2 separate regions of the Homo sapiens genome follow, and region 2 is linked to region 1. Evidence: chromatin loops called from intact Hi-C (ENCODE). Cell type or tissue: sigmoid colon. All regions are shown on one strand. Each heading gives the region's core, and the rest is flanking DNA. Links, peaks and the distances in the headings are about the cores only. Region 1 overlaps ATG7 (autophagy related 7). Region 2 has its middle 77 kb from the start of VGLL4.

Region 1 (2,801 bases), core at 62-2,561:
GATCGAGACCATCCTGGCTAACACGGTGAAACCCCATCTCTACTAAAAATTCAAAAATTAGCTGTGCATGGTGGTGGGCACCTGTAGTCCCAGCTACTCGGGAGGCTGAGGCAGGAGAATGGCGTGAATCCAGGAGGCAAAGCTTGCAGTGAGCCAAGATCACGCCACTGCACTCCAGCCTGGGTGACAGAGAGAGACTCTGTCTCAAAAAAAAAAAAAAATGAGCCTGTAAGTCTGGGTGCACATCTGTAATCTCAACACTTTGGGAGGCCGAAGTGGGATGATTGCTTGAGGCTAGGAGTGTGAGACCAGCCTGGGCGTGAGTGAAACCCCATGTCTACAAAAAGTTAGTAAAAAATAATAATAAAAAATAAAAATTAGCTGGGCGTGGTGGCACACACCTGTAGTCCTAGCTACTTGGAGAACTGAGGGGGAAGGATTGCTTGAACCCAGGAGGTCGTGGCTGCAGTGAGCAGTGATTGCACCACTGCACACCAACCTGGGCGACAGCGAGACCCTGCTTCAAAAAAATAAAAATAAAAAAGCCTGTAGCCCCTCTTCCTTCCCTAATATATTTGGCTTCTATAAAAATTAAAAACCCAGGGATAAGAAGAAGGGGAGAGAATTGGAAAGCCCCTGGTTAGCTTTAAGGGCCTCTCAGTGCAGCAGAACCCATGCTGGCTCTATTCATAACTTTGCTCTCTGGATCAATATTCTGAAAGTTGGTACATTCTTTTCATTTGTGTCTTTCACAGAGGGCAGTAAAATTTAGCTCTAATTATATTTAGGGCATCTGGATTCTAGTCAGCATTTTCTGGCTCCGTTTTAGAACCTAAAGTCTGCGGCTTATTCCTAATGTGGAAAATGGAATAATCCCCCAGGCATGAGAAGAACTCCAGCATTGAGGCTGCTGTTCCTCTAGCGAGAAGCTGCTGCAGACATCACAAGACTTGTTATACAAGGAAACATGATTACAGTGGATTAAAGAAACTTGCCAGGGGCTTGAAGGATTTATTGCTTTTTGAATTCTGAATGAGACATAAATATGTTTTTCCCCTCTTAATTTTGGACCCCATACGGGTAAGGTGAGAAAATTCTTCAGCAAATTCTAGAATGCTTAGCTGCTAAAGATCAGTTGGTTTTGTGTCCACGTCATATTGCAAAGGGCATGAATACTTGCTTGGCAGAGACACAAAACAGTCACTCATTTCTTTCTGTTCTGCCAAGTTAGTTACTGCCTTGTCTCCCAGTGGGAGAAAAATGTAACTCCTTGGGGACTCTTCTGGAAGGCAGCATGGTGTAATGGAAAAAGCACTGTAGTCACAGGCACGAGGCCTAGACTACAGCGTCGGTGCTTATAAGTTCCATTATTTACAACAGGTTTCTTAAACTCTGTAAGCCTTTGTGCTCTTACTGCTCTTTTCGGAAAAAGCAGTTCTCAGAGGGTTGTATGAAGGATTATAGCACCTTTATGTTCAATATCATCTATAGAAACTCAACTGTTGGATGCATTAGCATCAGAATGACAGCTTGTAGTACACTCATTTGTGTTCACAGATCTCAGAAATTTTTATGTCCTAAATGGAGGGACTTTTAAAAATAATGATGGAGCTGGGCATGGTGGCACACACCTGTAATCCCAGCACTTTGGGAGGCCGAGGCGGGCAGATCACCTGAGGTCAGGAGTTTGAGATCAGCCTGACTAACATGGTGAAACCCCATCTCTACAAATACAAAAAATTAGGTGTGGTGGCGGGCGCCTGTAATCTCAGCTGCTTTGGAGGCTGAGGCAGGAGAATCACTTGAACCCGAGAGGCAGAGGTTGCAGTGAGCTGACATCATGCCATTGCACTTCAGCCTGGGCAACAAGAGTGAAACCCCATCTCAGAAAAAAACAAAAACAAACAAAAAAAACTGATGGCTTCTTAACCCTATCACTTCTGCAGATTCTTTGGTTTCTCAGGAAGCCAAAGAGATAGCATGGGGCAGTGGTTAGTAACAACTCTGGAGTCAGACCAACCTGAGTTTAAATTCACTACTTATTAGCTGGGAAGTCTTTGAACAACTCACCTAACCTGTTGTTCTCATTTTCCTAATCCGTAAAATGGACATAAAATATTACCTCAACCGTAATTTGTTTTGTTTCGTTTTGTTTTGAGATGGAGTCTCCCTGTGTCGCCCAGGCTGCAGTGCAATGGTGCGATCTCGGCTTACTGCAACCTCCGCCCCCCAGCTTCAAGCGATTCTTCTGCCTCAGCCTCCCGAGTAGCTGGATTATAGGCATCCACCATCGTGCCTGACTAATTTTTGTATTTTTAGTAGAGGCGGGGTTTCACCATGTTCGCCAGGCTGGTCTTGAACTCCTGACCTCAGGTAATCCACCTGCCTTGGCCTCCCAGAGTGCTGGGATTACAGGCGTGAGCCAATGCGCCTGGCCCTATTTTTTTATTCCTTTGTCCTGTTTCCTATGTGGGACTTATCACCGTTTGGCATTATTATTTATTTGTGTTCTGTCTACCACCCCAGCCCCACTCAAATATAATCCCCATAAAGGCAAAGACATTATATGTCTTATTTACTGCTTTATATGTCTTGCCTAACAAAGTAACTGGTACATTATTGTTACTTAATATTTTTACCTTTGAATTTTTTTGCCAAAATAATACAGAATTAGAAAGAATTCCTCCCCCAGTGTCATGGCTAAATTTATATACAGTAGCTGACTTGGAAACTGGGCAGAGTTGTTTTGCGTTTGGAAATACTGGTGTTCTTACAGTTGAGTTTCTATTTCCAAAAGATGC
Region 2 (2,801 bases), core at 116-2,615, 250 kb after region 1:
GCCCTGTGCTCTTCCGCGAGGCCTGCACTGGGTGCAGGGAGAGTGTGCAGTCCTGTTTTGGGGACCGGGCAGGAAGCACAGGAAGAGTACGGTGCCCCTTCCCGCAGTCCACATCACAGCCCTCCCTGAGGCCGGCGGGGACCGCGGGGTGCCAGGCGCGGGCCTCCTCGCCCGCCCCGAGCCTCCGACTCCCAGGACGTCCTCCGGGAGCCTAGGCGCTTCCGCTCCCACCGGCGCCTCCCGAGCGGCCCGGCAAGGACCCGCCACCTCCTCCCTCCCGCAGGGCATCCCGGTTCTGCTCCGACAGCCCACCCCAAGGCCCCTCTCAGGCCAGCCCTCGCCCAGCCCGGGTCCCGCCCCGCCGACCGGGTCAACCGCACTCACCGCCCGGCGGCTCTGGGCGCGCCCGCCTGGGGCCGGCCTGGCCCTGCGGGGGACCCAGGGGCGGGGACGGGACCTGGGCACGCGGGGCGCACCCCGAGGGCGCGCAGACGCACAGGCGGGCTCGCGCCCGAGCCCCCGCACGGGCCCCCGCCAAACACGCACACGCACACGCACGCGCGGACCGGGCCGGCGGACGGGAGCGCGGGAGCGCGAGGAATCCCTGGAATGAGGCACCGGCCAACCTGAGCCGGGCTCCGCCAGGCCAGCCAGGCCACGCCCTCGGTCACGCCCCTCACGGAGCAGGTGGGGGCTGAGCCAGGTGAGCCGGGAGGGAGATAGGGGCGAGGCCTCCCGCGGCAGGGAGAGGCCGCTTTCCCTCCCCCGCCAGCTGCGCGCCCGGTGCCAGCTCGCACCTCCCGGGCCGATGCCGGCGCGCTGGGGCAGTGAGGTTTGTCGGGGCGGGCGCTCCCGAGAGGCGCCAGCGGGCAGGGCGAGTGGACATGGCGCACACTGCTGTGGACACGGCATCTCGCACGCCCCCGCCCCCGAGGCCCCGCCAGGGGACACAGCGCCGTGCAAATGTACAAACACAAACGCACATTTCGTGCGCGCCCAGGTGCCCGCCGCGCTCCCCACGCGCGCACAGTAGGTCCCTGCTCCCGGGGGACAGCGCACGGGACGCCGACGTTCACAGTCCAACCAGACCCGTCCCGCGGACCTGCTGCCCTTCCCGCCACACACACCCCGCCAAGCGCCCGGAGTTCAGCCGAACCTGCGGCACCCACGCCGCCCTCCGCTTCCCCCGGCTCGCGAGCAGCCGGATAAGGGCGCACCACCCGCCCGCGCCGGTTCGCCGTCCACACCCGCTCACCCCCGGAACGCGGCGCACCTTCCGTCCCCCGCCTCCCGGGCCCCGTCGCCCCCTCTCGGCACCCGCATGCCCGAGCCGCGCTCCCCGACGGCCGACGGCCACGCACCTGAAGGGACAGGTCACACCGGCTGCGGGAGGGGCTGCTCGGCGCCACTGCGCTCAGAACGGCCGCGGCGGTCCCGGGCGCTCCGACGCCGCTGGGTTTCCTCCCATTACAGCATGTTGCACTCCAGCGCTGCACTTCACACTCGCACACGCGCACACGCACACGCGCACAACTCCAGGCGCTCGGCGGCGTCCTTCCCCCGCCTCGCCCGGAGGAGGAAGTCCTAGTAAATCAAAACAGGCTGGGAGGGAGGGAGATCGGAGTGGAAAGAGTCCCCTTCAGCCGCTCACACACCAGTGTTTGCTGTGTTTGGCAAACTCCTGGCGTCCACAACCCGGACTGCTCTGAAATGTGCCCGGGGAGGGGCAGGGAGGAGGAGGTAAAACGTTTCTAATTGGCGCAGGTTCTTATATTACAGCAGCAGGGCAGACATGTGACCACGAAAAGAAAAGGCCTGTCTTTAATTTTTTCCTGTCTTTCTCTGGGGATTTGGTGGTGGGGGGCCGGGGGATAGAGGCCTGATACCCGCCCCCCGCCATCCCCAGCAACCCTTGCCCTGTTGTTTTCTTGTACTGCCACAATTAAGAAAACATTTGCTTAACATATCCAGCGGCTAACTTCATAAAATAAATAGAGACTGGACTTCCTCTGGTTTGCTTTAAAAGGCTTCATGTTGCTTGCCTTCTGGCTGTTCTCAAACCTCAGTCATTATTAGGAGCCCCTACCGTAAGGGCTTTCCCTGGGAGAGGGCTCTGCTGAAAGGGAATGATAACAATGAAAACAAATACCAGCTTACATTCGTGCTGGAAAAAAAAAATGCTTTGCAGTTTTCAAACTGTTTTCCCATCTGTTGCCTCATCTGATCATATCAAGGAACAGCACGGTGTCTCACTGGATCTTAGCCCCTGTTGGATATGCAAAGACAGGTATGCGTAGTTCCATGTTTCAGTGAGATTAAATGGTTTACCTAAAGCAGGTGGAGGTGTTGCCCGAAACTTGGGGCCCCTTGTGAAATGTACTCTCCTCCAGTCCATACAGGGCCTCTGGAGATGGGACAACCCAACTTACAAGTCAACCTAGGAATAGGTCCCCTGGCTTTCCTGATTCCTGGATAAATATTCACAGATTAAAGCTCGGAAGGTTCCCAGTCTTCCCAAAGGTACTCTTACATAGACTCCGTTTTAGTCCATCAGTAGTCTCGGACTAGGAAAAGAGAAATCCTGAGAAAGACTGTAAATAGGAGATTCATCCTGCCAAACTCAGACAGGGAATGAGGAAGGAATGAGGACTGCCTGGGCAGATTCCAGGAAATATGGTAAGACAGAAAAAGGGTTTTAGATTCAGACAGAATTTGAATCCAAACTCCGCCTCTATTTGTTATAGGATTTGGGGCAAGTTATCAAACCTCAGTTTTCTCATCCGTAAAACAGAGATAATGCT

What was found. Hi-C counts contacts between places; a loop is a spot of excess contacts. Peaks named below come from ENCODE experiments on the same cell type or tissue, not always from the same donor. Only the 100,000 strongest peaks of a DNase experiment are listed, where the experiment ranks them.
Region 2: it touches region 1 in a loop (2.1-fold over the local background); 2 of 110 quality-filtered maps call a loop at or near these places.

Annotation. Positions count from the first base shown.
Region 1 is chr3:11,465,239-11,468,039 of GRCh38, forward strand. The region is part of intron 20 of ATG7 (autophagy related 7); the gene reads left to right. Among named protein-coding and RNA genes, the nearest start is that of VGLL4, 180 kb to the right of the region's middle. In sigmoid colon, for the core only: no CTCF peak of the experiment used is centred there; DNase peaks (open chromatin) are centred at 913 and 1,313; H3K27ac peaks cover 188 bases.
Region 2 is chr3:11,719,033-11,721,833 of GRCh38, forward strand. It overlaps a transcript of VGLL4 not described here. Among named protein-coding and RNA genes, the nearest start is that of VGLL4, 77 kb to the left of the region's middle. RefSeq lists silencers at 26-945, 1,186-1,555. In sigmoid colon, for the core only: no CTCF peak of the experiment used is centred there; DNase peaks (open chromatin) are centred at 639, 1,119 and 1,649; H3K4me3 peaks cover 2,014 bases; H3K27ac peaks cover 2,339 bases.